Linked DNA regions of Homo sapiens: region 2 is linked to region 1. A link is an interaction called in ENCODE POLR2A ChIA-PET data of the cell type or tissue named here. Cell type or tissue: IMR-90. All regions are shown on one strand.

Region 1 (4,000 bases):
CAGAAGAATTTTTCTTAGTACAGAACAAAATGAAAAGTCTCCTATGTCTACTTCTTTCTACACAGACACGGCAACCATCCGATTTCTCAATCTTTTCCCCACCTTTCCCCCCTTTCTATTCCACAAAACCGCCATTGTCATCATGGCCCATTCTCAATGAGCTGTTGGGTACACCTCCCAGACGGGGTGGCGGCCGGGCAGAGGGGCTCCTCACCTCCCGGATGGGGCGGCTGGTCAGGCGGGGGGCTGACCCACCCACCTCCCTCCCGGACGGGGCGGCTGGCCGGGCAGAGGGGCTCCTCACTTCCCAGTAGGGGCGGCCTGGCAGAGGCGCCCCTCACCTCCCAGACGGGGAGGCTGGCCGGGCGGGGGGCTGACCCCCCCACCTCCCTCCCAGACGGGGCGGCTGGCCGGGCGGGGGGCTGACCCCCCACCTCCCTCCCGGACGGGGCGGCTGGCCTGGCGGGGGCTGACCCCCACCTCCCTCCCGGATGGGGTGGCTGCCGGGCAGAAATGCTCCTCACTTCCCAGACGGGGTGGTTGCCGGGCGGAGGGGCTCCTCACTTCTCAGATGGGGCGGCTGCCGGGCGGAGGGGCTCCTCACTTCTCAGATGGGGCGGCTGCCGGGCGGAGGGGCTCCTCACTTCTCAGATGGGGCGGTTGCCAGGCGGAGGGTCTCCTCCCTTCTCAGACGGGGCGGCAGGGCAGAGACGCTCCTCACCTCCCAGATGGGGTTGCGGCCGGGCAGAGGTGCTCCTCACATCCCAGACGGGGCGGCGGGGCAGAGGCGCTCCCCACATCTCAGACGATGGGTGGCCGGGCAGAGACGCTCCTCACTTCCTAGATGGGATGGCGGCCGGGAAGAGGTGCTCCTCACTTCCTAGATGGGATGGCAGCCGGGCAGAGACGCTCCTCACTTTCCAGACTGGGCAGCCAGGCAGAGGGGCTCCTCACGTCCCAGACGATGGGCGGCCAGGCAGAGATGCTCCTCACTTCCCAGACAGGGTGGCAGCTGGGCAGAGGCTGCACTCTCGGCACTTTGGGAGGCCAAGGCAGGCGGCTGGGAGGTGGAGGTTGTAGCAAGCCGAGATCACGCCACTGCACTCCAGCCTGGGCACCATTGAGCACTTAGTGAACCAGACTCCGTCTGCAATCCCGGCACCTAGGGAGGCCGAGGCTGGCGGATCACTCGCGGTTAGGAGCTGGAGACCAGCCCGGCCAACACAGCGAAACCCCGTCTCCACCAAAAAAATACGAAAACCAGTCAGGCATGGCGGCGCGCGCCTGCAATCGCAGGCACTCGGCAGGCTGAGGCAGGAGAATCAGGCAGGGAGGTTGCAGTGAGCCGAGATGGCAGCAGTACAGTCCAGCTTCGGCTCGGCATCAGAGGGAGACCGTGGAAAGAGAGGGAGAGGGAGACCGTGGGGAGAGGGAGACGGAGACCGTGGGGAGAGGGAGAGGGAGAGGGAGAGTGTGTATTAGTTTTTAACAAAAAAGTTTAAAAAGTAATTTTTTGGCAAGAAGAAGTTTATAAGATTAGGATATAAAGAAAGAATTTGTGTACAGCTATACAATGTGTTTGTATTTTAAGCTAAGTGTTATTACAAAATAGTTAGAGATAAGAATTCAAGATGGCAGATTGGAGACAAGGCTGATGTACAGCTCCCACTTGGACAGACAGAACAGTGTGTGGAGACTTACACCATGGACTTTTGCTCTAGGAACAACCACAGGAATGTACCAGGAAAACCAAAAGAATTCACAGATCATTTGAAAGAAGTAGTAGGCTGCTGCAAATTCTGTGAGACAGGAGAAAAACTGTGAGTTCTTAAGGTGAGAAGGGGGAAAAGCTGCCTCTGAACACACATCCCCACTGGGGAACCCGAAAGTCCAGATTATGGGAGAAGGATTTACCCTTACTTAAACCTGAAACAGACTTAGTGTGAAATATGAAAGTAGTGAGAAGAGCCTTGTAGGCACTTCCATTCTCCCGCTTGAGCCCAGGGAAGCCATCCCTGACTATATCTCACAGAGGCCCTCGGGAAATGCAGCCAGTGGAATTTGGGAGGGGTCACAGGGTGAAAGTAGTTTCCGGCTAAACTTTATAATAACTTTGACTGGGCACAAACTCTCTTGAGCAGAATCCAGGGCAAATGGGAACTACTGCAGAAAGGAGAGCAGGAGTCACAGCTGACAGTGAGGGCGGATGGGGAGGGGTATGGCTGAAAGCCATGCTTACTTTCTTAGCGGGTGAAACTTAAAGCTTGGGACTAGGTCTGAGTCCTGTGCACAGGCTGCCTGGAGATAAACTTGCACTGTTAGTTGGGTATGTTGAGAGTGAGAACAGCCTTGCCAACTGGATGGGAGCTGGGTGAGGTCTATTGCTACCAGCTTTCCCCCACTTCCCTGGTGATAGAGGCAGCCATAATCCCCTCTGGAACATAACCCCATTGGTCCAAGAACCGCCTTCCCCATCTCCCACAGTGGCTGCAGCAAACCCCACTCAAGGAGAGTCTGAGCTTAGACCCACCTAACCTTGCCCCCCCCACTTGATGGTATTTCTCTACCTGCCCTGGTAGCTGATCACAAAAGACAAACTCTTGGGAGTTTTATGACCCCACCCATTGCTTGAGAAACCTGAATACTTAACCTGGCCAATTTAGGACAAGCCGATATCCCCCTTCTACTATTGCAGCTGGTGGTCTCTTGAAAGCGCTACCTCCTGTCTAAAGGCCAACCAACTCAGGACGTTACAGCAACTCATGACTGAATGAACCTGCTCCAAGGAAGGAGAAAACAACAGCTAATTCCACTGCCTCCAACATCCTGGCAACTGGTGATCTTGAGTCTGTCCATGTGACAACTTCACTGCTAGCATAACCAGCTTTTGAGAAAGCCAACATACTAAACACATCTACAAGCAAGGACTCTCACAGAGTCTACTTCTCTCCCCTATCACCTCCACCAGAGCAGGTGCAGGTATCTACAGCTGGGAGACCTGAAGACAGATGGCATCACAGGACTCTTCACAGGTATTCTCCAGCAACAGACCAGAGCCAGAGCCTGGTAGCACCTCTGGGTGTCTAAACCAAGAAAAGCAATAACAATTACTTCCTGAAGTCTGGCTCACAGGAAGCCCCATCCCTAGAGGAAGGGGAGAACACCACATCAAGGGACCACCCTGCGGGACTAAAGAATCTGAACAGCAGCCTTGAGTTCCAGATTTTTCCACTGAAATAGTCTACCCAAAATAGGAGGAATCAGAAAAATAATTCTGGTAGAACGACAAAACAAGGTTCTATAACACCCCCAAAAGATGACACTAGATCCCCAGCAATGGATCCAAACCAAGAAGAAATCTTTGAATTGCCAGGTAAAGATTTCAGAAAGTTGATTATTAAGCTACTCGAGGAGATACCAGAGAAAGGTGAAAACCAATTTAAGGAAATTTTTAAAAAATACAAGATATGGATGAAAAATGCTCCAGAGAAATAGACATTATTAAGAAAAAACAATTATAACTTCTGGAAATGAAAGACACACTTAGAGAAATACAAAATGCATTGAAAAATTTCAACAATAGAATTGAACAAGTAGAAGAAAGAACTTCAGAGCTTGAAGACAAGGTCTTTAAATTAACCCGATCAGACAGAAACAAAGAAAAAAGAATTTAAAAAAATAAACAAAGCCTCCAAGAAATTTGGGATTATATTAAACAGCCAAACCTAAAAATAACTGGTGTTCCTGAGAAAGAAGAGAAATCTACAAGTTTGGAAAACATATTGAGGGAATAATTGAGGAAAACTTCCCTGACCTCACAAGTGATTTGGATGTATAGACATCCAAATATAAGAAGCTCAAAGAACACCTGGGAAATTAATCACAAAAAGATCATCATTCAGGCACATAGTCATCAGGTTATCTAAAGTCAAGACAAAGGAAAGAATCTTAAGAGCTGTGAGGCAAATGTATCAGGTAACCTATAAAGGAAAACCTATGA
Region 2 (4,000 bases), 81 kb after region 1:
CTTTATGGATGAGAGGATGCCCGACTTTATGGATTGCATGGGAGTTGGAGGCCTGGTAGGGCTTGTCTGTTGGAGAGTGATTGCTTAGCATTGCATTGTTGGTTCAGGAAGTGAAAGTACGGGTAGACATCCACACAAGATGGTCTTTAAACTGTTTCTCAGCATTTATGAGCGTGACTTTTTTGTAGTGCCTGAAGTAACAGTAACTTTTAGTTTTAAAATTAGCAAATAAAACTTTAGCATTTATAACTTAGATATTATATTTTCTATTCTAGCAAGATAGTGATCTTCCAGAAGGAGCCACTGTCCCTGCATTGGGATTATCAAATAAAGCTGTCTTTCAGGGTAAGGCTTTTGTCTTCAAAATTATTAAACCCATAGTGGTACTTAAACCCCAGTCATACACTTGTGTAATGTCTACCTAATGTTTGTTACAGCTGATTTTTTTTTTAAATCACAGTATATCTTTTCTATCACCTATTTCGTGATAAGTACTCTTTGTACACACTCAGACCACTGAAGTAGATGCAGTTTTCACAAAGCATGTTTTTTCCCTTTTTTTTTTTTTTTTGAGACAGAGTCTTGCTCTGTCACCCAGGCTGGAGTGCAGTGGCGCGATCTCAGCTCACTGCAACCTCTGCCTCCTGGCTTCAAGCAATTCTCCTGCCTCAGCCTCCCAAATAGCTGGGACTACAGGCATGTGCTACCATGCCCAGCTAATTTTTGTATTTTTAGTAGAGACAGGGTTTCACCATGTTGGCCAGAGTGGTCTGGAACTCCTGACCTCAGGTGATCCACCTGCCTTGGCCTCCCAAACTGCTGTTATTACAGGTGTGAGCCACCACGCCCTGCCACAAAGTATGTGTTTTGGTGTTAGAACTACAGATGAGAATGTGGGTAACCTGAAGAGTTGGTTGTGTAGTTTTAAAAGTTTGGAGACTGTTAGATCAAAGAAAATGGAAAGAACCTTTATGGAGTTGATTAATGCTGCCAGGAGCATGTTTGGAAAATACTGGAGTAATGGAAATACTCTTGCCTTTGGAATCACATGGACACAGCTGTGAATTGCACCACTTTGAATTACCACTGCTTTCTATGTGGTGGCCTTAATATTGAGACAAGTGAAGGAGATATAAAAATAGTGACTATATTCTTGATGTGTTTCTTCAAACTAGGAGATATAGCTTCTCAGCCTTCTGATGAAGAGGAGCTGTTAACTAGTACTGGTTTTGAGTATCAGCAGGTGGCCTTTCAGCCCTCCATACTTACTGGTAAGATGTGACAAAGACAATTTAATAAATCGCTAGAACACACAGTATGTTATCTATTGCTGCTGACCTAAATAAGTGCTATAGAATTCACTTTTACATAGAAAAAAATAGCTTCAATTTATTCTAGAGCCTCCCACTGAGGATCATCTTCTGCAGAATACTTTGTGGCCTGAAGTTCAAAAACTGTAAGTTAAACTGTATTTAGCTCTTTGGTCTGATTCTGTCGTAACTTCTGACTTTTCCTCCCCACCCCACAATCTGATGTCTCCTTTTTCTTCCTTCTACCTACCTTTTTCCTCCTCTTCTATATATCTCTTAGTGGCTCTTCATAAGGAATGAGAATTAAACCTTAACGTTTATTTTTATATTACTGTTTATTATGTTCATTAGTTTTGTTTATTCATCTTATTTTTAAAGTAGAGAAGCATAACAATATATATTTTTTCTTTATTAAGAAGACTTGGCTGGGTACAGTGGCTCACACCTGTAATCATAGCACTTTGGGAGGCCGTAGCAGGAGGATCACTTGAGGCCAGGAGTTTGAGACCAGCCTTGACAACATAGCGAGACCCCATCTCTACAAAAAATTTTAAAAAATTAGCCAGGCATGATGATGCATGCCTGTAGTCCCAAGCTACTTGAGAGACTGAGGCTGGAGGATTGCTTCTGCCCAGGAATTGGAGGCTGCAGTGAGCCATGATTGCACCACTGCACCCCAGCCTGGGTGACAGAATGAGACCTTGCCTTGAAAAAAAAAAAAAAGACTTAAGTTTTGTTGTTAGTCATGGTCTTTTTGTCTTTGATGGTTCCTGATGAAGACTTTTCCATGTTTTATTGTTTAGATACTGGCTGGTTGAAAGTAGGAGGTGAAAACTTGTATGTTAATTGTTTGAATGAGTTATATTACTTATAGGAAGCTGACATTTTTCTCCCATCTCCCTGTCTTTCTCTCAAATGTTTGCCTAGACAAACATACAATGTTCCTTAAAAGAATTGTATATTAGCTAGAGAGGTTGATGTTATTCTTTTTACTTTCAAAAATTGTGTGGCATGAGAATAGATTCATTTGCTAATAGTACTTTTTTTCTTTTTAAATTTTAGATATGGGCACGGTTATGAAATATTTTGTGTTACTTGTAACAGTTCAAAGACTCTGCTTGCCTCAGCTTGTAAGGTAGGGAAGTTTACTTTTGATTCTGCTTGGTCACAGGTTATTTGGGTCATCAGGCTCCTGCAAGTTTGGTAATGATTTAGGCAGAACTCTACGTGAAAGGCCACTAGTGCTTGGTTTTTTGAATCTTACTTTCTCAATTTCTCTTACCCTTCTGTCTCTTCAAAAGCTTATGGTTTCATTTTAAGTCTGTTTCAGCTGCACATTTTGAGTTTATCTGTGCCTCCCTGCTAAAAGTGATTTAATCAGGTATCTCAAAATGACACCTGCAATCCCGGCTACTCAGGAGGCTGAGACATGAGAATCACTTGAACCCCAGAGGTGGAAGTTGCAGTGAGTCAAGATCGCGCCACTGCACTCCAGCCTGGGTGACAGAGTGAGACTCTGTATATAAAACAGCGATATCTCAAAATGACACCTAAAAATTTGATGAATTTTAAATAATTGGAGTCATAGAGACACAGGGAAATGAGAAGAGGAAACCTGGAGTGAAATCCATCAGACTGTTTTTTGAGGACACTCTTGGCACTGACCTAAGGTAGATGACTTTTGCATTTACCTGGAAGGATGGTCTTGAATTCATCATTCAGTATTTATCCATATCCTGTGGAATGATATAGCAATTGTGGAGGATTATCCGAAGGGTCTGAAACCCACACATTCGTCTTAAATTTTCTGAAATTTATTTACTTGTTTTAAATATGATGATAAGAGCCGCCCACCTGCATGGGCTTGTGTCCCTGCTTTTAATGTGGATTTATGCCACTGATCTGCATTTTGGACATCATAAGAAATACTGCTGTGCTTCCCCTACACCCACCCCTACCCCACTTGTTTATTCTTTGAAATGGTACTGAGAGGACTTCCTTCTCTTATAGGAGCCTTTGGGAAAAATGGAATTCAGTAGTTCAAATGTCTGGGCTTCTACTGAGCAGATAATTTGTTTCTAACTTAGGGCACTGTCAATCCTGTAATTGATTTTTTTTCCCCCTTTTTAAGTTGATTCACAACAATATGTGTATCCTCTAAACATTTTTTAACAGCTTTATTTAGGGTTATTAACATACTATAAATGGTATGTTTAATGTGAACAATTTGATAAGTTTTGACATGTTTATCCCTGTATAAATCATCACTACAATCAAGATACTGTGTATATCCATCAACCCCCAACATTGTCTGTGCTCTTTGGCAATTCCTCTTTTCTACCTCTCCCTTTCCCCTCCTGCCTCCATCCCTAGGAAACCACTTGTCTGCTTTTTGTCATGATAGAGTAGTTTACATTTTCTAAAATTGTATATAAATAGGATCATGTAAGTATGTACTTTTTTGGTTTTGCTTCTTTCTTTCATCATAATTGTTTGAGATTTATCCATGTTTTTGCATGCATCAGTAGTTCATGCCTTCTTAATGCTGAGTAGTTTTACTTTGTACAGATGTACCACCATTTGTTGATCCATTCACTTATTAATGGACATTTGGGTTGTTTTCCAGTTTTGGGCTTTTACTCATGGTACAGTTATGAAAATTTATGTACAAATCTTTGCATGGATATATG

Evidence for each region. ChIA-PET counts read pairs that join two places held together with the same protein. Peaks named below come from ENCODE experiments on the same cell type or tissue, not always from the same donor. Only the 100,000 strongest peaks of a DNase experiment are listed, where the experiment ranks them.
Region 2: POLR2A ChIA-PET joins it to region 1 with 7 read pairs; 2 of 35 experiments call an interaction of 5 or more read pairs at or near these places.

What each region holds. Positions count from the first base shown.
Region 1 is chr18:36,077,242-36,081,241 of GRCh38, forward strand. No RefSeq gene overlaps it. Among named protein-coding and RNA genes, the nearest start is that of RPRD1A, 12 kb to the left of the region's middle. In IMR-90, no CTCF peak of the experiment used is centred here; a DNase peak (open chromatin) is centred at 1,710.
Region 2 is chr18:36,158,560-36,162,559 of GRCh38, forward strand. ELP2 (elongator acetyltransferase complex subunit 2) reads left to right here. Exons shown (of 22, transcript NM_018255.4): 14 at 276-345; 15 at 1,176-1,271; 16 at 1,399-1,456; 17 at 2,373-2,445. Among named protein-coding and RNA genes, the nearest start is that of COSMOC, 27 kb to the right of the region's middle. In IMR-90, no CTCF peak of the experiment used is centred here; no DNase peak of the experiment used is centred here; H3K27ac peaks cover 1,406 bases.